3 separate regions of the Homo sapiens genome follow, and all the other regions are linked to region 1. A link is an interaction called in ENCODE POLR2A ChIA-PET data of the cell type or tissue named here. Cell type or tissue: CD4-positive, alpha-beta T cell. All regions are shown on one strand.

The links. Peaks named below come from ENCODE experiments on the same cell type or tissue, not always from the same donor. Only the 100,000 strongest peaks of a DNase experiment are listed, where the experiment ranks them.
Region 2: POLR2A ChIA-PET joins it to region 1 with 16 read pairs; 25 of 35 experiments call an interaction of 5 or more read pairs at or near these places.
Region 3: POLR2A ChIA-PET joins it to region 1 with 10 read pairs; 23 of 35 experiments call an interaction of 5 or more read pairs at or near these places.

Annotation. Positions count from the first base shown.
Region 1 is chr6:35,345,004-35,353,003 of GRCh38, reverse strand. PPARD (peroxisome proliferator activated receptor delta) reads right to left here. Exons shown (of 8, transcript NM_006238.5): 2 at 5,854-5,937. Among named protein-coding and RNA genes, the nearest start is that of PPARD, 6.4 kb to the right of the region's middle. RefSeq lists an enhancer at 4,081-4,330. In CD4-positive, alpha-beta T cell, no CTCF peak of the experiment used is centred here; a DNase peak (open chromatin) is centred at 4,363; H3K4me3 peaks cover 408 bases; H3K27ac peaks cover 2,717 bases.
Region 2 is chr6:35,445,164-35,453,163 of GRCh38, reverse strand. FANCE (FA complementation group E) reads right to left here and starts at 826. Exons shown (of 10, transcript NM_021922.3): 1 at 371-826. The coding sequence starts at 618. It also overlaps the pseudogene MKRN6P. RefSeq lists a silencer at 276-1,175. In CD4-positive, alpha-beta T cell, CTCF peaks have their summits at 3,359 and 3,560 (motif pointing right); DNase peaks (open chromatin) are centred at 913 and 3,573; H3K4me3 peaks cover 1,532 bases; H3K27ac peaks cover 649 bases.
Region 3 is chr6:35,416,299-35,424,298 of GRCh38, reverse strand. PPARD (peroxisome proliferator activated receptor delta) reads right to left here. Exons shown (of 8, transcript NM_006238.5): 4 at 4,018-4,172; 5 at 2,341-2,479; 6 at 151-353. Among named protein-coding and RNA genes, the nearest start is that of FANCE, 32 kb to the left of the region's middle. In CD4-positive, alpha-beta T cell, a CTCF peak has its summit at 4,562 (motif pointing left); a DNase peak (open chromatin) is centred at 4,608; H3K27ac peaks cover 857 bases.

The DNA of each region.
Region 1 (8,000 bases):
GTTTCTCTCCTCAGTGAATCACGCCTCTTAGTATTCACACCCTTGTGTAGTCCTCTCCTTGAATCTGAACTGGTCCTGAGACCAAGGGAATAGAGGAAGTGGCACTGTGTAACTTCCAAGGCTAGGACATGAGAAACATTGACATTTCTTTCTGAATCTCTCAATACATTCATTTTGGGAATGCTTCTGCTCAGAACCCAGCTCTCATGCTATGAGAAGCCCAAGGCACATAGAGAGGTCATGTATACGCACTCCATTCAACAGCATCAAGTGCCACCCATGTGCCTAAGCCAGCGTGGACACCCAGCCCAGCTGAGCCTTCAGATGACACCTGCCCCGTCTTCATTTGACTATAGCAACATGACATATCCCAAGCAAGAACCACCCAGCTGGGCCCAGTTAATCCACAGAACCATGAAAGACAATAAAATGCCAATTTAAGAATGTCCTAGATGAATAAATAAAAACTAACTTTATTAAAATCTCCACCTTTGATATCTGTCTTTTAAATATTCTTTGTGGCCGGGCGCGGTGGCTCACGCCTGTAATCCCAGCACTCTGGGAGGCTGAGGTGGGCAGATCATGAGGTCAGGAGTTCGAGACCGGCCTGACCAATATGGTGAAACCCCATCTCTACTAAAAAAATACAAAAATTAGCCGGGCATTGGGGTGCGCGCCTGTGGTCCCAGCTACTTGGGAGGCTGAGGCAGAAGAATCACTTGAACCCACGAGGCGGAGGTTGCAGTGAGCCGAGATCACACCACTGCACTCTAGCCTGGGTGACAGAGTGAGACTTCATCTCAAAACAAAACAAAACAAAACAAAAAAGAACTGGCTGGGCACAGTGGCTCATGCCTTTAATCCCAGCACTTTGGGAGGCCAAGGCAGGAATGAATGGCTCGAGCTCAGGAGTTTGAGACCAGCCTGGACAACACAGGGAGACCTGATCTCTACAACAAGTTAAAAAATGAGGTGGGCATGATGGTGCATGCATGTAGTCTTAGCTACTTGGGAGGCTGAGATGAAAGGATCACTTGAGCCTGGAAGTCAAGGCTAGATACAGTGAGCCAAGACTGTGCCACCGCACTCAAGCCTGGGCAAGAGTGAGACCCCATATCAAAAAAAAAAAAAAAAAAAAAAAAGGCTGGGTGTGGTGGCTCATGCCTATAATCCCAGTAATTTGGGAGGCTGAGGCAGATGGATCACTTGAGGCCAGGAATTCAAGACCAGCCTGGTCGATGTAGCAAGATCACAAGACACCATCTTTACAAAAAATTTTAAAATGAGCTGGGCATGGTAGCACATACCTGTAGTCCTAGCTACTCTGGACGCTGAGGCAGGAGGATTACTTGAGCCCAGAAGTTGGAGGCTGCAAGTGAGCTATGACTGCACCACTGCACTCCAGCCTGGGTGACTGAGGGAGATGCTATCTCAGACAAAATCAAACAAAAGAACCAACAGTATGTTACCAATGATAAAAATCAAACTTTCAAGAGAAAACTCAAATTTAGAAAACGTGTATTGACCACTGTGAGCCCGACAGCTTCCCAATACTTAAAGACTTTTTAAAAATGAGATCAGTGGTGATATTAACGAATGTCACCCGCCCGGCCTATTATAACTTCTAACATGGTAAACATAAGCCCTTGGGGTCTTCAATAATTTTTAAGAATCTAAAGGGACTGGCGCAGTGGCTCACATCTGTAATCCCAGCACTTTGGGAGGCCGACGCGGGTGAATCACGAGGTCAGGAGATTGAGACCATCCTGGCTAACATGGTGAAACCCCGTCTCTACTAAAAACACAAAAAATTAGCTGGGCGTGGTGGCGGGCACCTGTAGTCCCAGCTACTCGGGAGGCTGAGGCAGGAGAATGGCATGAACCCGGGAGGCGGGGCTTGCAGTAAGCCGAGATTGTGCCACTGCACTCCAGCCTGGGTGACAGAGAGAGACTCCGTCTCAAAAAACAAAAACAAACAAACAAACAAAAAAAGAATCTAAAGGGATCTTGAGGCCAAAAAGTTTGAGAATGCTGTTTTATAATATTCTAAAGTTGACTTCAAAATAAGCCATCTTTCGCCCAGGCGCGGTGGCTCATGCCTGTAATCCCAGCACTTTGGGAGACCGAGGTGGGCAGATCACCTGAGGTCAGGAGTTCAAGACCAGCCTGACCAACATGGTGAAACCCCATCTCTACTAAAAACACAAAAAATTAGCCAGGCATGGTGACACATGCCTGTAATCCCAGCTACTTGGGAGACTGAGGCAGGAGAACTGCTCGAACACGGGAGGCAGAGGCTGCAGTGAGCCAACATCACGCCACGCCACTGCACTCCATCCTGGGCAACAGAGCAAAACTCTGTCTCAGAGAAAAAAAAAAAAAAAAAAAAAAGACACATAGACCAATGGAACAGAATAGAGAACCCAGAAACAAATCCACACATCTACAGTGAACTCACTTTTGACAAAGGTGCCAAGAACATACACTGAGGAAAAGACAGTCTCTTCAATAAATGGTGCTTGGAAAACTGGATATTCATATGGAGATGAATGAAACTAGACCCCTACCTCTTGCCATCCACAAAAACCAAATCAAAATAAAGACTTAAATCTGAGACTTCAAACCATGAAAGTACTACAAGAAAACAGGAGAAAATCTCCAGGACACTGGTCTGGGCAAAAATTTCTTGAGCAATACCCCGCAAGCACAGGCAACCAAAGCAAAAATGGTCAAATGGGATCACATCACATTAAACAGTTTCTGCACAGCAAAGGAAACAATCAACAAAGTGAAGAGACAACCCACAGAATGAGAGAAAATATTTGCAAACTACCCATTTCACAAGGGGTTAATAACAAGAATATATAACGAGCTCAAACAACTCTATAGGAAAAAAACGAATAATCTAATAAAAGGATGGGCAAAAGATTTTAATAGACATTTCTCAAAAGAAGACATACAAGGCCGGGTGTGGTAGCTCATGCCTGTAATCCCAACATTTTGGGAGGCTGAGGCAGGCAGATCACTTGAGGTCAGGAGTTCGAGACCAGCCTGGCCAACATGACAAAACCCCATCTCTACTAAAAATACAAAAATTAGCTGGGCGTGGTGGCGGGCGCCTGTAATCTGAGCTACTTGGGAGGCTGAGGCAGGAGAATCGCTTGAACCCAGGAGGTGGAGGTTACAGGGAGCCAAGATTGTGCCATTGCTCTCCAGCCTGGGTGACAAGAGCAAGATTCCATCTCAAAAAAACAAAAAAGAAAAGAAAAAAAGAAATATACACCTACTACTATGTACCCATTAAATTAAAAAAAAACAAAAACAAACAAAAAAAAAACTTAGCCAGGCACAGTGGTGTGCACCTGTAGTCCCAGCTACTTGGGAGGCTGTGGTGAGAGGACTGCCTAGGGAGGCCAAGCTTATCCAACCCATGGCCCATGACTGCATGCAGCCCAGGAGAGCTCTGAATGCATCCCAACGCAAATACGTAAACTTTATTAAAACATGAGATTCTTTTGCCATTTTTATTTTTAGCTCATCACTATTGTTAGTGTTAGTGTATTTTATGTATAGCCCAAGATAATAATTCTTCTTCCAATGTGGCCCAGGGATGCCAAAAGATTGGACACACCCCTGGTCCTAGGTGATATAGCAGTACCCAATCAAGAAAGAAAGAAGAGGCCGGGCGCGGTGGCTCACGCCTGTAATCCCAGCACTTTGGGAGGCCGAGGCCGGTGGATCACGAGGTCAGGAGATCGAGACCATCTTGGCTAACACGGTGAAACCCCGTCTCTACTAAAAATACAAAAAATTAGCCGGGCGTGGTGGCGGGCGCCTGTAGTCCCAGCTACTCAGGAGGCTTAGGCAGGAGAATGGTGTGAACCCAGGAGGCAGAGCTTGCAGTGAGCCTAGATCGCGCCACTGCACTCCAGCCTGGGTGACAGAGCGAGACTCCGTCTCAAAAAAAAAAAAAAAAAGAAAGGAGAAGAGAAGTTCCTACCTGCGACTGGGAGCTCAAGGCTCAGGGATGAACTGGACAACTGACCCCTGGAAATGCACGTACAATTGCTGCCACTGGGCCTGGCTGCTGCTAAAGCAAATGGCAAAGCAAATCAGTTCAACTCAGTAGCTCTCCCCGCTCAGGAGGTACTTTGACCTCTTCCCTCTTGGGGAACCTCAGAAGTCTCTGAAACTCCCCCCTTCTTCCTCCCTCACATTCCCTTCAGAGGAAAGCACTTGGTATGGGTTTGAAAGCAGGAGGGCCCCCCACCCAGGACCTTCCTGAAAGATCTACAAACAACCTGACCCCCACAGACAGAGAGACACAGGGACTCACCACCCTGTCTGACAACAGGAAAACCTGCAGGGTGTTAAAGGCAGAGAAGGGGAAGTGAAGCCCACAAACAGCTACTGGAACCACTGAACTTCAGAGATTAAAACAAATCAGGCAGGAGGCCCACGTTTCCCCGGCCCCCAGCAGGGACCCACAACAACCCAGCCTTCCAAATAGGACAATGAACATTGTATTCCCTGGAGCTCCACTTCTGAGAGTTTATAAAACCTGCCAGGCATCCTGAGAACATGGAAACAGCAATGGGAACCCAGAGCATTGTTCAGACTCTTGGTGAGAACCTCCTACCCCTGCAGAGATGGAAGAAACAATTCTGTGTGTTATGGCCAGCTCTCATATATACCAGCAAACCACAGACCCATGAGGCAGAGATTGGATCTGTTTTTTACTATTATCATTTCCCAAGTGCCTGGCACATAGTTGGCACTTAAAAATATTTGTTCCCGGCTGGGCACAGTGGCTCACATCTGTAATCCCAGCACTCTGGGAGGCTGAGGCGGGTAGATCATCTGACATCAGGAGTTTGAGACCAGTCTGGCTAACATGGTGAAACCCCGTCTCTACTAAAAATACAAAATTTAGCCAGATGTGGTGGCGCATGCCTGTAATCTCAGCTACTCAGGAGGCTGAGGTAGGAGAATCGCTTGAACCTAAGAGGCGGAGGTTGCAGTGAGCCGAGATCACGGCATTGCACTCCAGCCTGGACAACAAGAGCGAAACTCCATCTCAAAAAAAAAAAAAAAAGGCCAGGTGCGGTGGCTCACGCCTGTAATCCCAGCACTTTGGGAGGCTGAGGCGGGCGGATCACCTGAGGTCAGGAGTTCCAGACCAGCCTGGCCAACATGGTGAAACCCCATCTCTACTAAAAATACAAAAATTAGCCGGGCGTGGTGGCAGGTGCCTATAATCCCAGCTACTTGGGAGGCTGAGACAGGAGAAGCACTTGAACCCAGGAGAAGGAGGTGGCAGTGAGCCAAGATCACGCCATTGCACTCCAGTCTGGGGGACAAGAGCAAGACTTCGTCTCAAAAACAAACAAACAAACAAAATATATATATATATATATATTTGCCCCCTAATAAGAGAGAATGATGGACACCATCTTTGTGGCCTGGCACCCTAGGTACCCATATAGGCAAAGACGAAAGTTCGTTCATTTACTCATTCAACAAAAATTTATTCATTATCTCCTCTGTGCCAGGCACTATCCTAGACACAACAGGCAGCAAAACAACTCCCTGCCCTGTGGAGTTTATCTTTTAATGGGCGCAAAGGTGGGAATCTCCATGCTCCTGAAAAAACTATGTAAGCCATAGACTTTCAATAATTACTTAATAAATGCCTATACTATGCATAAGCAACTGGTACCAGATGCTGTGACAGGAACCTGGAATCTGGGAATAAGCCCTAGTGAAATTATTTCATCTTCAAGGTCAGGATCTTAAATCTGGATCCTGTGTCAGTGGTGGTCAGAGACCCCTGAGTAAAGAAAATGGGATTACCTCGTTGGTGCATCTGTCTTCATCTGTTGGTGAGCAGAAGCCACTGTGTGAGTATCACGTGCATGCCCAAAACACTGTACAACACTGCAGGATAGAAAAAACCCCAACAGCTTTAGCTGACAGGTGCCAGGGGCCCTCAAAGCAACTCTAATAAGTTATACCCACCGTAACTCAAAGAGTGTTCCTAAGGTAATCTGGCTCCTCGTCGGTCCCTTACACACCACCCTGAGATGTGATTCTGAGCCTGAGTCAGCAAATATTTCCCCAATCCTGGAAGGAGTCTGCTCACTCCCAAGTAAGCAGACACTGGCTTTGCTGATTTTATCAGGTCGGCGCAGAAGGCGCAGGCAAGGTAAGAAGGGAGCTGGGTAGAAGCTCATAAATGAAGATGTCCTGAGTCATAGTTGATGCCTTCACCAAAGCCCCTGCAGAATGAACTGGAGTCACATGCCAATCACCAGCCTGCTGAGTTATGAAGGCTAGGAGCCATCTGCCAAGGAAGAAGACCCATATGTCTGAAACCTGATGCAAGGGGCCATGTTCTCCCTGCCAGGCTCAAGGCAAGCTCCAAGGGCTCCTCTGACACCCTGGAATCCAGCTGTTGCAAGCAGCTCCTCACCCTGGCTCCAACGGCAGAGAAAAATGTGCATGGACACCAAACCATCTCCAAGAAGCAGCCATTAGGTAATCTGGGACATGGCATTGACAATGGCACCGGGCACAGGGCTTCTGACATCATATAAGCAAGGGCCTGGCAGAACGGACAAAGCCCACAGAGACCTGGGTAGGGAGGAAGAGAATGTTTCCAGTGTGGGCAATGCTGAGCAGTAAAGCTGTGTCCTGCAATTTCCAAGCCCTTCAGAGGCACTGGAGCAAGGCACCACTGTTCAGCTTCCCAGCCTGCAGAGAGCACTCAGGGAGGTGGGCCTCAGGGACAGGATATAGCTGAAGCCCTTAGAAGTGACAGGTCCAGGCTGGTTGTGGTGGCTCACGCCTGTAATCCCAGCACTTTGGGAGGCTGAGGCGGGCAGATCACGAGGTCAGGAAATCGAGACCATCTCGACTAACACGGTGAAACCCTGTCTCTACTAAAACTACAAAAAAAAATGAGCCAGGCGTGGTGGCGGGCGCCTGTAGTCCCAGCTACTCAGGAGGCTGAGGCAGAAGAATGGCGTGAACCTGGGAGATGGAGCTTGCAGTGAGCCAAGATCGCACCACTGCACTCCAGCCTGGGCGACAGAGCGAGACTCCATCTCAAAAAAAAAAAAAAAAAAAACGAAAAAAAAGTGACAGGTCCAACTCCTGAGAGAGAGGAGCTGCACTATCCCAGGATGTGCCAGAATCTGCAGGCCCTGAAGACAGCTTGCACAACAGTCAGGACAGCTGTAGGCCCAAAGCAGAGGCCTAATGGCTTCCCAGGCTAGTGCTCTACACTGTCTATCCTCTTACCAGGCCCTAAGGGAAGGCGTCTAAGGGACCACAGGTCGGGTTGAAAGGCTGAGTAGGAGCAATTCTTCCTGAATGGGTTAAGGCATATATCACACAAGAAGGCCATGGTGAAGAGGCAAGGAGAAAGGCACCTGAACGAGCAGTCAGTGTAATCTCAGTGCTCTGAGAGGCCAAGGTGAGGAGGACTGCTTGAGGCCAGGAGTTCGAGACATTGTGAGAGCCTGTCTTTACAAAAAAATTGTTTTTTAATTAGCTGAGTGTGGTGGTGTGCACCTGTAGTCCCCGCTACTCTGGAGGCTGAAGCAGGAAGATCCCTTGAGCCCAGGAGTTCGAGGTTACAGTGCACTATGATAGCACCACTGCACTCCAGCCTGGGCAATAGAACAAAACCTTGTGTCAGAAAAGAAAGAAGGAAAGAAAATCCAGACCCAGACTCTGCAAAAATCACTGAATGGGGAAGGAATTTGGTAATTGACAATCATGACTACCTTCTCAGAAAATGAGAGTGGACAAACTGCAAGAAGCTATCCATCTAGGGCTGCTGGTGCCCAAGCTGCTCCACAAGGACTGGCCTTGACCTGTTCTCAAATCTCTCACCTGCCACCACAGCAGAGAGCACTACTAAGGGGTAAGCACGGCCAGAAGTAACAAACTGCTCAAAAGAGTAAGGAGGAGTCCTTGAAAGCCAGAGACTAGAC
Region 2 (8,000 bases), 100 kb before region 1:
CCACCATCACGTTTTAAGTATCTATTTTTGTACTTTAAAATGTACGTATTTTAACACATGTGTACACTTTATACATAAGTATACTTACACTGGACGTACGAGTCCAGTTTTTTAGAGATGGAAGTACGCGATCAAAAGTGATTTGCCTCCACTTATCATCACTATACCTTACAGCGAACAGAAGGCGTGTGCCTCGAGTTCCCGGATCCTCGATGTCCCGCACACAGCAAGTGCTCAGTGAAGGGTGCCCCTGCTCATAGGGTGCGCGGCAGGCCGTCGCTGAAGGGGCTTATTTCACCTCTGTGTGTGTCGTTCCCCCGACAGCCCCCCGCCTCCCATACCTGCTAAGGGGCCGCGGGCGAGGACTTACAGCTCCAGACGGCCGTCAGGCCCCTGCACGACCGGCTCCTCCCGGCACAGGGCCTCGAGCAAGCGACCCCAGTCGAAGGGCTCCCAGCCGCGGCTGCCCAGCGCCCGGAGCACCCCCAGGCCGCGCCGCGCCCCCTCAGGCCCCGCCTGCAGCGCCTGCAGCAGGAGGCGGGCGGGGGCCTCCAGCTGCGCCCAGGGCGCCGGCTCCACGCCCTCAGCCCCAGGGAGCCCCGCGTCCGGTGTCGCCATGCCGGGGCACGGGTGCCGCGCCGCCCCCTACTCTGGTGTGGGGCCTCAGCTCAGAGGCTGAGGGGAACGGAGGACTCCAGCGCCGTCCCTGACGCGGCGGTGGCGGGCCAGCTCCAGCGCCTGTTACAAGCTCTCCTCGGCGTTGGGAGACCGGAGAAACCCGGCCGCCCGAAGCCGCAGCCGTTCCCGCGCTGTCGGAAAGGGAAGGAGGGAGGCGCGGCCGGGGGCGGAGCCTGAACGTGAGGCCGGCGCGAGGGCCGGTCGCAAGGGGCAGGGCCGGGCACAAGTCCAGCCGGAGTAGGTGGGCGGGGCCAAGGCCTGGGGCGTGCCCATGGGAGGGGGCGTGGACAAAACAAGTGGTTAGTTTGTGGGCGGTGTCGGGCCAGGGAGCCTGGAGCGGGGCGGGGGCGGGGGTTGATGGAGGGGTGGATCCGCCGCTGACGACCCCAACCCTCTCCCTTTCTTCATCACTCCCCAAAGTAGTGGAATGGAGTGGATGTCAGGGGTTCTGTTGTGCTAGAGGACCCGCGCTGTATTTACGCTGACGGCATGTTGCTTGTCATGGACTTCACCATAGAATTTGACCACAATTTACCACCCCACTTAGCTTCATCTCTTCCACAGGCCAAAAGTGCTATCATTTGGGTTTCAGTCCTCTCCAGAAATAGTATTTGATATACAAACATCCCTGAGAATGACATGGTCACAGTAAAACCTAACACTATTAATACGGCCAAAGACTTTCTTCTGAACTTCCTCCCAAAGACCAAGCAGTAACCTTGCTCTGGGTCGTTTATAGGGGGCCAGGTGTGGCTCCACTTCCTAGGGTTCAGTTTAAGGAAGTCCGCTGGAGAACTTGGCTTCCAGCCAAGGGTGGGATCACTGCAAAGCGTAGGAAATAAGCGAGAAGAGCCCCACAGTGCCTCCTAAACCTTGCTTTGGGGGCTAGCTTGTATTTCCTGTCCCAGCTCTGCTGCCACACACAGCCCTTCATTCAGGAAATGTTTACTGAGCACCTAGGGACTGGGGATACTGGGAACAAAACAAAGATCCTGGCCCTCATTGTCACACAACTGGGGAGAGACGGAAAGCTAATTAAACAATGTTTGTGATGTGTTCAAAAAGAACATAACACCGACACACAGCACGAAGTGCTTTTAAATAGGGTGGTCAGGCAAGATGAATGTGAAGATGAGGTTGGCAAGCCAGATAGAAGTCTGTGAGAAGACCATTTCAGTCCTCCCTGTGGAGGGCGGGGGGGCTCTGGGGCAAAAGCATGGCTGGAACGGAGGGCACTTGCTGGATAGTAATAGGAGTTGAGATCAGAGTGGGAACCAGGTCAGATCTTAAGAGGCCTGAGGTCACAGAAAGGAGTTGGGCTTTCACTCTGAATAGTATGGAAAGCCATGGGAGTATCTTGAGCTTGATCTGATCTCCATTTGAGCCAAAATGATTTCAAGGGAGATGTCGGGAAAGACTAGTGATATTTCTTAGATAATGGCTGCTTTGCAAATGCCAAAATAGCAAGAAAGAAGTTTCTTCCAGACACCTTCTGTTTCAGGTAAGCAGCTCTAACTTTACAGGGGATGTTTTGGGTCTTCGAATGACAAGCTGTTAGAGGAGTGGGACCTGATGAATAGCAGGCAGGGCCAAGAATGCTAAAAAGCCTGCAATGCCCTGTGCATCCTCACCTACAGCTTTACTCTGAGTGGCTGTGGCTCCCACCCACCAAGGTCTGTATTCTGGCCACCTGAAAGGGAACAGGGAGGAAAAGTTCTAAACATGGCTCAAGGACCCTGGTGGATCCCCGAGTCCCTTTCACAAGATTCATGAGGTTATTACTATTTTCATAATGCAAAAATGCACTGTGAAGTTTTCCAGAAGCTAAGTGACAAGTAATATTGCAACAGATTGAATGCAGAAGCAGCCTTATTGCACTTGGCAGTGGGGCTGGGCTATGAGCGGACCACTCTTCAGACACCAGCAATGATAACTTAGGTGCATTTTATTGGTTTTCTTTCAGAGTCATTCTACAAAAGAGCAAAGTTAAAAACCAAGGCCCTGGCAAGAGGGTTTGAACCTTCCTCATTCCAGGAGCCCTCCCCCATTCCTCCATGTCCCCAGCTGTGTCACTGCTGCAGTTCATGGGGGTGGAGGGCTTGCTACTTTTGCCCCCCCACCAAACCCTAAAAGGGAAAGACCTACCACCTAGAAACTCCTTCCCCTCACCCCAATTTTCCTCAAGTTGATCCTGATTACAGAAGGCCATGGTAAGAACTGTTGGGGTCCTGCAGGAGTTCTGAACCCCAGAAGGTCATGGCCAGGGCACCGTCTGTGAAGAGCACATTGTCCTCTGGCTCAGCACCCCTTAGGAACAATGCTGGGCCCAGCACCTGGGAGTAGAGAGAAAAATCAGTGAAAACCCATCAACTTCAACACTGGTTGCCTCAGGAATGGAGGAACTCAAGACTCACATATAAGGTTGGGCAGATTGTACATAGCACAAAGGTGCCACATCTAAGTAGGCACCATATTAGCATCATAGATACCATCCATAGGTTTCATATTTATCACAAACATTTATTATAAGCCATGACCAGCAGCCTCCCCTGCCCCATACCCCTGCGGTTACCACCTCACTCCCAGAGGCCAGTTGCACTCTCTCAGGCCAGGGAGGACCGGAGGTCCCAGCCTTAGCTGGGAGCTGGTGCAGGTAGATACACTCAGATTTGAAGGGGCAGCGGCCATTCCCTCGCACGAAGAACCGGCATCGGATCTGGCTATGAGAGAGAAGACGACGACCATCACCTTCAAAACCTGTTACCCCAAGAACAAGGGGCACTCAAGGCTGACACATAAGGTTGGGCAGGTTGTACACAGCACCAAAGCCCCGCATCTAAGCGGACACCACTAGCATCATAGTGTAGCTTTTACATTTATTCTATCTTCCAGCAGATGGCAGTAAAGTATCTTAAGGGGCCCCTTTCTGTACTTCTCAGTCTCTGAGCCAGCAACAGCAGCGGCCCTGGGAACCTCCTTTCATTTTTCTGGTTTATTTTGTTTGTTTTTTGGGTTTTTTGTTTGTTTGTTTGTTTGAGATGGAGTCTTGCTCTGTCACCCAGGCTGGAGTGCAGTGGTGCAATCTCGGCTCATTGCAACACCCACCTCTGGGGTTCAAGCAATTCTCCTGTCTCAGCCTCCCGAGTAGCTGGGACTACAGGTGCATGCCACCACGTGCAGCTAATTTTCATATTTTTAGTAGAGGTGGGGTTTCACAAAATTGGCCAGGCTGGTCTTGAACTCCTGACCTCAGGTTATCCAACCACCTCAGCCTCCCAAAGTGCTGGGATTACAGGTGTGAACCACTATACCAGACTTTTTTTTGTTTTTGAGATGGAGTTTCACATTTGTTGCCCAGGTTGGAGTGCAGTATCATGATCTGGGCTCACTGAAACCTCCATCTCCCAAGTTCAGGCGATTCTCCTGCCTCAGCCTCCCAAGTAGCTAGGATTACAGGCACCCACCACCACGCCCATCTAATTTTTTTGTATTTTTAGTAGAGACGGGTTTTCACCATGTTGCTCAGGCTGGTCTCAAACTCCTGACCTCAGATAATCCACCCACCTTGCCCTCCCAAAGTGCTGGGATTACAGGTGTGAGCCACCGTGCCCGGCCTTTTTGTTTTTTTTTTTTTTTTTTTTTGAGACAGGGTTCTTGCTCTGTCACCCAGGTTGGAGTGCAATGGCATGATTACGCTCACTGCAGCCTTGACCTCCTGGGGCTCAGGTGATCCTCCTGCCTCAGCCTCTTGAGTAGCTGGGACTGCACGCGTGTGCCATCATGCCTGGCTAATTTTTATATTTTTTGTAGAGATGGGGCTTCACCATGTTGCCCAGGCTGGTCTCAACTCCTGGGCTCAAGAGTTCCTCCCCGTCAGCCTCCCAAAGTGCTGGGATTACAGGTGTGAGCCACCGTGCCCAGCCCCTCAGTTTCTTCTTCTACAGTATGAGGATAGTAAGAGTCCCTGCCTCATGCAGTTTACGAGATACAAAGCCTGTCACACAATAAACCTCCATCTACACCATCTCCTATCACATCCAGTCCTGAGCGCTCCCCTTGGGAAACTTCCAACTGGTGGCCCAGCTGCCAGTACAGTTGCTGTTGAACAACACAGGCTTGAATTGCCTGGGGCAGCTTATACGCAGACAAGATCCTGGAGACAGCAAAACCAATTCCCTCCTCTTCGTCCTTCTACTCAATGTGAAGACAATGAGGATCAAGTCGTTTATGGTAATCTGCTTTCACCTAATGAATAGTAAATATATTTTCTCCTTTATGATTTTAACGTTTCTTTTCTCTAGCTCACTTTATTGTAAGAATACATATTATGTTATATAATACATATAACATATAAAATCTGTATTAATTGACTTTATGTTGTCCGAAAGGGTTCTGGTCAGCGGCATGTTATTAGTTAAGTTTTGGGGGAGTCAAAAGTTATACATGGCCAGGTGTGGTGGCTCACGCCTGTCATCCCAGCACTTTGGGAGGCTGAGGCGGGTGGATCGTTTGACCTCAGCAGTTCAAGACCAGCCTGGGAAACATGGCAAAACCCTGTCTCTACAAAAAATACAAAAATTAGCCAGGCATGGTGGTGCGCGCCTATAGTACCAGCTACTGGGGAGGATTGCTTGAGCCAGGAGGCTGAGGCTGCAGTGAGCCGAGATTGCACCACTGCACTCCAGCCTGGGCAACAGAGCGAGGCTCTGTCTCAACAACAACAACAGCAACAACAACATTCTATATGGATTTTCGATTGCATGGGGTTCGGTGCCCCTAACCCCTAAGTTGTTCAAGGGTCAACTGTATTTCCTCACTTCCATCTCTCTTTGCCTGGGACACCCTCTTTTTTCTCCTCCTGAGGAACCCTGTTCTTCCCATGCACAGCTTAAATACTTCCCCTTCTGTAAGAGTCACTCGAGTTAGTGTTTCCTTCAGTAATTTTGTTGATGCAGCTATTAGCGTTCACAGGTGTCTCCAGAACACGCCTGACTATCTCCTGGGTGAAGACGAGGCCTCCTTCTTTATCCCTCCCTTTACCCAAATACACTTTGCATAGATCAAGTGTAGTAAACCCTTTGGGAAGGTGGAGTTAGGAACTTGGAATTGCAGCTAATTCCAGATTTTGAATAAGTGCTTACCCTCCCCAAGAGATTCAGACCTATCCAATAAGGCTGCCTTTCAGCCCCCTTCTCAGCCACCCCATGTTTTCAAAGAGCAGCTAAGCAAATAACATGTATTCATATCAGTTTACTTTCCTGCCTTATGACAAATTGGAAATAAAAGCCAAAGCAAGGCTTCTCATGGTGCAGAGAGAACCAGAGTTGCTCTAAGTTGATTCTGAGCCAAGTTAGAAGAGAAAATTGGCCCTGGTGTTCCTTCTGCTATCTCAGCCACTCTCCGTTTATTAAGTGGGCTTTCTTTCCTTTTTTTTGAGACAGAGTTTCACTCTTGTTGCCCAGGCTGGAGTGCAGTGGCACAATCTCAGCTCACTGCAACCTCCACCTCCAGGGTTCAAGCGATTCTCCTGTCTCAGCCTCCCGAGTAGCTGGGATTACAGGCGCCTGCAATCACGTCTGGCTAATTTTTGTATTTTTAGTAGAGACGGGGTTTCACCATGTTGGTCAGGTGGTCTTGAACTCCTGACCTCAGGTGATCTGCCCGCCTTGGCCTCCCAAAGTGCTGGGATTACAGGTGTGAGCTACCATGCCTGGCCTTATTAACTGGGCTTTCTGAAATCATGAAAATAGTTCATGCCTTCACCTGCCATTTTGGTCACTCTAAACTTCAGGGCTTTGGGGATTCACTGGCTGGGAACCATGGCTGAACCAGAATGAATCAGGGGCTACCTTCTCCACTTCCCTAACCCTGAGTCTCGTTCCCTCTGCAGCCTCACCTGGTCCGAGCCTTGAAGTTCCTGATGAGTTGCTCCTTCTGGGCCCCCTTGCTCACCCAGAACTTGTGGGGGATGATGTAGCTGGAATGGACACGGCACTGTGGACACGCCCTGAGCAGTGGAGTAGAATGTGGGAGAATAGTCACAGGCCCCCAGGCCAGCCTCCTCACTGGGGTGTTTCCCTCCATCCCTGTTGGGACCCCCATGACACTGACTTGATGACATCCAGCGGGAAGTCCTGCCGGTTCTTCCGCCAGGTGCGCAGGCAGCCCAGACAGTGGGCATGGGTGCAGTTGGGCAGGATGCCGAAGACCCGCTGGGCCTCTGGCTTGTCCCACACTTTGTCCATGCAGATGCCACACACCACATCCCGACTGTCCTGCTTCCCAGGCAGCCACAGGTAGGGTCAGACACTCCACCCGCATGCCCACATTCAGCCTCAGTGGCCACCAAGCCCTCCCCCAGCAGATCTGGGTGTCCCAGAGGGCCAGAAAGCCATCTTTTGCCACCCCTCACCCACAACCTGCTGCACCTCAAGGTCCAGGCTCTGAAGTGGCGCCATGAGCTCTCGGACAAGGTGGAACTTTGGCAGAGACTCCTGGGAGTGGCCGTGATCCCTGTCAGCAGCTGTTGGGAAAACTGCATCCATTCACTCACCCCTGAGGCAACCACTGAGCATTTCCTGCATGCAAGACTCTGTGGTAACCCACGTCCTGCCCCCAAGTGGATTAGAGACCAGTCAGAATTAGAAGCCTCTCATATAGGCCAGGCTCGGTGGCTCATACCTGTAATCTCAGCACTTTGGGAGGCCGAGGTGGGTGGATCACCTGAGGTCAGGAGTTCAAGACCAGCCTGGCCAACATGGCGAAACCATCTCTAGTAAAAATACAGAAATTAGCCAGGTGTGGTGGCGAGTGCCTGTAATCTCAGCTACTCAGGAGGCTGAGGCAGGAGAATCGCCTGAACCCAGGAGGCGGAGGTTGCAGTGAGCTGAGATCATGCCATTGCACTCTAGCCTGGGCAACAGAGGGAGACTTCATTTCAAAAACAAAAAAAACAGACTGTAATCCCAGCACTTTGGGAGGCCAAGGCAGGCAGATCACGAGGCCAGGAGTTCGAGACCAGCCTGGCCAATATGGTGAAACCCTGTCTCTACTAAAAATTCAAAAATTAGCCAGTCGTGATGGCATGTGCCTATAGTCCCAGCTACTCAGGAGGCTGAGGCAGAAGAATCGCTTGAACCAGGAGGCGGAGGTTGCAGTGAGCCAAGATCGTGCCACTGCACTCCAGCCTGGGAGACAGAACGAGACTCTGACTCAAAAAAAAAAGAAGCCTCTCCTATAGCCATTTAGAAGAGTGCTGTTCAATACAGTAACCAAGAGCCATATGCGGCTCTTGAGCAACTGAAATGGGGCAAGTCTGAGTT
Region 3 (8,000 bases), 71 kb before region 1:
CTCGGGAGACCCCCACCCTGTGCTCCCCATGTCCCTTGCCTGCACCATGAAGTTGAGGGAGGGAGAAGGCCTGGCTCTCCCGGAGTCAGGCAGGCGGCAGTGGGACCCAGAGCCCAGGATGCTGCCAGGCCAAGCAGCAGCAACACTCACCGCCGTGTGGCTGGCTTTGCCGGTGAGGATGCTGCGGGCCTTCTTTTTGGTCATGTTGAAGTTTTTCAGGTAGGCATTGTAGATGTGCTTGGAGAAGGCCTTCAGGTCGGCCACCTGTGGGTTGTACTGGCTCCCCTCGTTTGCAGTCAGCCCTGCCACCAGCTTCCTCTTCTCAGCCTCCGGCATCCGACCAAAACGGATAGCTGCACAGGGAAGGGGGCAGTCAGCAAGGAGCCCAGGCAGGCCCCAGCACCTCTGACATCCCCATCCCTTTACAGGTGCATGGGCCAAATCCTTTTGGAGCCTAAGGCCCCCAGAAGCTCTAGAGTCAGCAAGGTAGGAATGATGGGGTGGCCCCTCCAGATCGCAAGCTCCACAAGATGTGATTTTTTTTTTTTTTTGGTGTATCTTTGCAAGAGCAGTGATTTTGTCTGTTTTGTTCACAGTGCCCAGCACACAAGGACTCTAACTTACTGAGTGACTGAGCTACGCTAGCTGGGGTAAGACAGACTTTGGTGACAAAGGCCTGGGCTTGAGTTCCAGCTCAGCAGTTTACTAGCTTTGTGACTTGGGGCAGACTCCTTCACTTTTCTTTTTCTTTTCTTTTTTTTTTTTTGAGACAGAGTCTCGCTCTGTCTCCCAGGCTGGAGTGCAGTGGCACGATCTCGGCTCACTGCAACCTCTGCCTCCCGGGTTCAAGCAATTCTCTGTCTCAGCCTCCCGAGTAGCTGGGATTATAGGCGCCCACCACCATGCCTGGCTAATTTTTGTATTTTTTTTTTAGTAGAGACAGAGTTTCACCATCTTGGCCAGGCTGGTCTTGAACTGCTGACCTCAGGTGATCCACTCGCCTTGGCCTCCCAAAGTGCTAGGATTATAGGCATGTGCCACCATGCCCAGCCTTTTTCTTTTTTTGTTTTGAGACAGGGTCTCACTCTCATCCAGGCTGGAGTACAGTGGCACAATCATGGCTCACTGCAGCCTTGACCTCCTGGGCTAAAGTGATCCTCCCGCCTCAGCCTTCTGAGTAGCTGGGACTACAGGTGCACGCCACCAAGCCTGGCTAAATTTTTTTTTTTTTTTTTTTTTTTTTTGTAGAGATGAGGTCTCACTATGTTGCTCAGGCTGGTCTTAAACTCCTGGACTCAAGCAATCCTCCTACCTTGGCCTCCCAAAGTGATGGGATTACAGGTGTGAGCCACTGCACCTGGCCACTTTTCTTTTTTAATCAGAAAAATGAGGCTAATACTTTTTAAAACTTACTGAGTTATTAGATCAATTAAATAAGAATCCTCACATAGTAAGCACTCAAAAATTGTTGTCATTAGTAATTGAGTAGGATACGAATTCGACTTCTCCTGGAGTTAGCGTAAGGAGAGGGATTCAGTCAGTTCCGAGATTTCCTAAGAAAGGAGTCAAACCCAGACCTGCCAGACCCCATTACCCAGGAGAGCCGCAAATGGAGGGCTCAGGTACTGCTACCCTCTAAGATGCAAGGCAGTTAGGGCATCCCTGGGTAAAAGCTGGCCAAGCAGCTAACCTGCCTGTAGAGATCACAAGAGGCTCTCCCCTGTCCTCTAGGGGTCTTACTCAGAGAGGTACTGAGGGGACAGGTGGGCTTTGCAATATCCTACCCTGGGGTCCGAAGACAAGGCTCTGCAGGAGGCCTGGAGCACAGGGCAGAGAAGGCTCTGTCTCCTGGGAGTGGGTGACCTCCAAGAAACTTCTGCCTGGCTCCTGGCAGTTGACAAATGTGGTTACTTACTGGTTACTGCCTGCCTTCTATAACCAAGAAGGGCCACCTGGCCTTGGCAGTAGCTTTCATGCTGTGTCAGGTCATCTGAGACAGGCTTGAGTTTCTGGGACTGGTGTTCCCCAAATTGTTCAAGCTGGTATCAATTATCAGTTCCCTTCTGGGCCAGAATGCGTAAACCTCAGGTATAGGGAGGTAAACACTACCCCACGCCTGGGACCCATGGTAGATGCTGGCAGTCTGAGGAAGTGGCAGGTCTTAGGCTCTAAGATCCAAGGTCCAGATCAGCAAAGCCAACAGCCAACAGCCATGGTGCTTACTGTGCGCCAGGCACTGCTCTACAGGTGCCCCCTCTAGGCTGCCCCAAGGGCTCCCTGGACCTTGGTTTCAGGCTGTGTGGAGCCAGCAGCCCGTGAGTTGCCCTGGTCAGCTCTCACCGTTGTGTGACATGCCCAGTGCCAGGCACTTCTGGAAGCGGCAGTACTGGCACTTGTTGCGGTTCTTCTTCTGAATCTTGCAGCTGCGCTCACACTTCTCGTACTCCAGCTTCATGCGGATCGTACGACGGAAGAAGCCCTGAAGCACCAAGAACAGGTGAGGAAAGGCCACCAGGAGGTGGGAGGGAGGCTGTGCCAAAGGGCCCGATTATGTATAAGGTGTAAACACTCCTGACATTTGGAAGTAACGAGAAGAAATTTTTTTGGAGGGGAGATGGAGAAGGAAAGTAATTCTAAAACTTTAATTAAAACTATTTTAGTTCAGGCACAGTGGCTCACGCCTGTAATCCCAGCACTTTGAGAGGCCGAGGTGGGCGGATCACCTGAGGTCAGGAGTTTGAGACCAGCCTGGCCAACATGGTGAAACCCCGTCTCTACTAAAAATACAGAAAAATTAGCTGGGTGTAGTGGCACACCCCTGTAATCCCAGCTACTCAGGAGGCTGAGGCAGGGGAATCGCTTGAACCCGGGAGGTGGAGGTTGCAGTCAGCCAAGATCGCGCCATTACACTCCAGCCTGGACAACAAGAGTGAAACTCCATCTCAAAACAAAACAAAACAAAATAAAACAAAACAAAACAAAAAAAAAACACAACTATTTTAAATGTCTAAAGAAGTCCTAAAGCTTCTTTGTTGGGGCTGGACACAGTGGCTCACGCCTGTAATCCCAGCACTTTGGGAGGCCGAGGTGGGTGGATCACCTGAGGTCAGGAGTTCAAGACCAGCCTAGCCAACATGGTGAAACCCCGTCCCTATTAAAACTACAAAAATTGGGTCAGGCACAGTGGTTCACACCTGTAATCCTAGCACTTTGGGAGGCCAAGGCAGGTGGATCACCTGAGGTCAGGAGTTCGAGACCAGCCTGGCCAATGTGGTGAAACCCCATCTCTACTAAAAATACAAAAATTAGCCAGGCATGGTGGCATGTACCTGTAATCCCAGCTACTCTGGAGGCTCAGGCAGGAGAATCTCCTGAACCCGGGAGGTGGAGGTTGCAGTTAACTGAGATCACGCCACTGCACTCCAGCCTGGGCGACAGATCGAGATTCCATCTCAAAAAAAAAAAAAAAAAAAAAAAAAGCTTCTTTGTTAGTTTGGTAACATAAGATTGTCTCACGGCTAACTTGATTTCTTCATAAATGTATCTGGTTCTGTGTATTTGTGAGGTGGTGATTCAATAAAATAATCTGTGAGATTTTGATGGGTGTGAAGTTAGGAAGGACCCACAAATATCACTGGAAAAACAAATGTCTGTCCTTTTTTCTCAGAGCCCGCTTTGAGCCTTGAGAAACAAGAAACCCAGACCTCAGGTAAGACGATGGCTCAGCCCAAGACCCTCATTCTGCCCTAGCTGCCTGGTCCCCAGGGGGACACAATCACCCACAGAGCTGGGTCAACACAGGTGCCCAGCAGGGTAGGCTTGACAAGGGAACCCCCTCTTCTCCTGCAGTGCCCAGAGCTGAGGTCTGGAGCACAAGGGCCTGGCTGCCTCCTGGGCAGGAATTCTGCAATAGGTACAGTCAGGGCCCCACCCCAAGGCAAGGAAAGCTTTGTGGAGGGTCAATTCACCATGTGACCACAGCCTCAGTGGCCAGCCACCGCTCCCCCCAGTCCGTACCTTGCACCCCTCACATGCATGAACACCGTAGTGGAAGCCCGATGCCTTGTCCCCGCACACCCGGCACTCCATGTTGAGGCTGCCGCATGAGGCCCCGTCACAGCCCATCTGCAGTTGGTCCAGCAGTGAGGGTGGCGAGGAGCTCCGGGAGAGGTCTGCGGACACACGATGGAGGGGCAGCTCCACATGCTGCCAGGCCTGGAAGCCAGGGCGTGGGAACAGCCCCACAGCCCTCGCCTCAGCCACTTAACAGCTGTGTGGCCTCAGGGAGTCAACCTTTCTGAGGACCAGTTTCTTCACCTAGAACAGGGGGTACTGACAGCTTCTCTGGGAGGATGGGCAAAAAGTCTCCACAGCATTTCTCCCAGAGCCTAACATACAGAAGATGTCCAGTACACAGCAGCTATTACCATCAGGGCTGGGTCAGAGGCTTCCTGGGCTGAACTCACCATGGGGTAGCAGTGGGGAGGAGGATGGCTGTGTTTTGGGAGGAAAGCAAGAGAGAGAAAGCAGACAGAGGGTCTTAGCCCTTAGGAAGCAGCTCTCCTGGTTCAGAGGTTGCCACCGTGTGGCCCATATGGAGATGTGTGCAACGTGTTTTGCAGAAACTGCAGGACTGTAGACCTCTGCAGAGCTAGCCTCCCCACCATCCCCCACAGGAAGTTCTATTCTTGCATAGACTCCAGGGATGCTGTAAACAATCTCTTCAAGAAGCTCAAGTTCATTCCCATGAAAACTTCTTGAGTAGAACAGCTTAGGTATCAGTCATATTGATTAAGCAACACACTGAATTTCTCCAAGTTTTTCTATCAGACGTATAGATGTTTGAACCACGGGGTGTTGAGTGTGTTGGCGAGAAAGGCAGTTTGCTAAGGCTATGACTTCAGGATATATCTGCTGTCAGATGATTTCATAAGAACTGCTAGGATTCTCTTCCCAGTGCCCTTTGGACACTCGGAAATGATCTCTTCATCTTGGAAAGGGGACCTGAACTGAGTCTCAGCTTCCTGACTCCTAGCCCAAAGCTGGTTTCATGGCCCCACATACCAGCTGTCCTACCTCTGCCATGATGACCGTCCAACCTCTGCACTCTTCTCTAATGACTGAGCAACCTCCCCAAAAGCAGGTGCCAAACCTCCAAACCAGAGAATCAGCCATTTTGAGTAGAAGGGGATGTTGGGGGACCGAAGCCACAGAGATAAACCCAGGCTAATGTTTTCCAGGCCTGTGGTAATACCTGTCTACTACACAGGCCAAGCAACTTTGATTTCCCCACCATGGGAGTACCTATCCACCTGCTACCAATCAAAGTGCACTCCATCCTTCCCACATGGTCTCCCCACTCCCCCAGCTTCCCCTTGGGTCCTAGGAGTGGCAGCAGGAAAGCCTGCTTCCCCTATCCTGACCACAGGAGGGGGAGCACAAGAAGCACCCAACTGTGGCAGAGAGGACCCAGTGGGCTGCTCCCCTCCTGGCTGGTGAGGTTTAGGGGTAACACAAGTCTCTGGTTCCTAAAATGGCCTGTCTTGTCCTGGCACCTTAGCTCCCAACTTCAGTCATTCCAAGGTGTTGTAACTGTTCCTCTTGACCCAGACTGGGACAGTGGGCTCCCTACATCTCTCGGGCCTGGGAGGGAAAAGCTGTGCTCTGGGAGGGTGAAGCCGCTTTGGTCTTCTCAGTAGCCTTTGTCACCGCCTGACATATCCTGTGTGTGTTCATTGTTGGAAGCCACCCACTAGACAAAAGGGCCACAAGGGCAGGAACTTTGTCCACCAGGGCACCAGCGTGGTCAGACACTGAGAGCTGTGTGAGGTGCTGGGCACGCAGCAGGCACGCGATAGCTCTCTGCACATCTGGCAGTCCTCAGGCTGCCTGGGTGTCCTGACTGCAGCACCAACTGGCTGATGGGGCTGGGCAGGACCTGCCACTCCTGGAGGCATTTATAACAGGGACAATAAAACTCACAGCACCGGATGTTGGAAGAAAAAGAGATAACATGACAGAAACCCTTTGTGGATGCCTGTGCAGATGCTGGGGCAGGCAGGGTTTCTGGCACTTCCTCCTTGAATCTGTGCAGTCCGTGAGCATATGCTCGTGTTGGGGCATTTCTTGTAATTTTGTCTTTGTGGCCTGCACGTCTGCTTCCTCTGCGAGACTCTGCATGTCTCTACTCACGTTCCCTTTGGATCTCTGAGCTCACTTCCACCACCGAGTCTTGTCCACAGTGGCCAATACCCTCAGATTATTCACACCTCCTGGAGGTGCCTTTCTCATCCTCCCTGTGGCCATGGAAGGTCAGCAGGTGTCTAGTCATTTGGTTTCTGTTGGCACTGCACGTGACAATGTCACCCTCTGTGTTCACTCAAAAGACACATGATAAGCACCTTCTATATGCAGGACAGGACCTAGACTCTATCCTCAAATAGCTGAGGTAAGAAAGAGGTAACAGCAGGGCTGGGTGTGGTGGCTCACGCCTGTAATCCCAGCACTTTGGGAGGCCGACGCGGGCGGATCACGAGGTCAAGAGATTGAAACCATCCTGGCCAACATGGTGAAACCCCATCTCTACTAAAAATACAAAAATTAGCTGGGCGTGGTGGCACATGCCTGTAGTCCCAGCTACTCGGGAGGCTAAGGAAGGAGAATCACTTGAACCCGGGGGCAGGGGGGCGGAGGCTGCAGTGAGCTGAGATCGCGCCATTGCACTCGGCTGAGTGTGGTGGCTCACGCCAGTAATCGCAGTACTTTGGGAGGCCAAGGCAGGAGGATTACCTGAGGCCAGGAGCAACATAGTGAGACCCTGTCTCTATAAAAAGTAAAAAAAAAAAAATAGTTGGGTGTCGTGGCACCTGCCTATAGTGCCAGCTACTGAGGAGGCTGAGGCAGGAAAATCCTTGAGCCTAGGAGAGCTGTGATTGTGCCATCGTATACCAGCCTGGGTGATAAAGCAAGACTGTCTCTACTTAAAAAAAACAAAAGGCCAGGTGCAGTGGCTCACACCTGTGATCCCAACACTTTGGGAGGCTGAGGCGGGAGGATCACTTGAGCCCAGGAGTTTGAGACCAGCCTGGGCAACATAGTGAGACCCTGTCTCTATCTCTATAAAAAATTTTAAAAACTAGCTGGGTGTGGTGGCACATGCCTGTAGTCCCAGATACTTGGGAGGCTGAGGTGGGAGGATTGCCTGAATGTGGGAAGATGACTTGAGCCTGGGAGGTCCAGGTTGCAGTGAGCTGTGATTGCACCACTGTACTCCAGCCTGTGGTGACAGAACAAGACCTTGTCTCAAAAAAATAAATAAACAAATAAATAAACAAGAAAAACAAGGAAAGGTAAGGTGTAACTTAACCTACTGTAACTCACTTGTGCCTACAGGAAAAAAATAAAATAGAAAAAAAAAGAGAAAGAGATAAGAAAACTAGAACATGAGACAGAGTGGAGCAACGCCAGGTAAGGGGCAGTAAGAAGTGCAGGATATTGGAAGGAGCCATCACTCACGCATGTGACTGTCACGGAAGGGGACTGCTTCCCTCTCTGCTGAAAGAAAGGTGATGGCAGAATTCTTCTCATACTAGGGGCTGGGTTCTGAAGGTTCCACCACTTCCCCCGCATCATGATGTCCTGGGTAGAGGTGGGGGTAAGCAGGTGTCCTGCTAAAGGCACTCCATTGGACACCCATTTCATCTCACGTAAAACCTCAAAACAACCTTTCAAGATGGTCTTCTTACCCCCACTTTACAGGCAAGGAAGCCGAGGCTCCAAGGCTCAGAAGTGTTAGTAACTTGCTGGCAGCGGCTATGTTGGTCTTACATATCAACTTGATTAGGCCACGGTGCCCAGTTGTTTGACCAAACAATGTGCTAAGAAGGTGTTTTTTTTTTTTTTTTTTTTTTTTTTTTTTTTTTTTGAGATGAAGTCTCGCTTTTGTTCCCCAGGCTGGAGTGCAATGGCGCGATCTCAGCTCACTGCAACTTCTGCCTCCC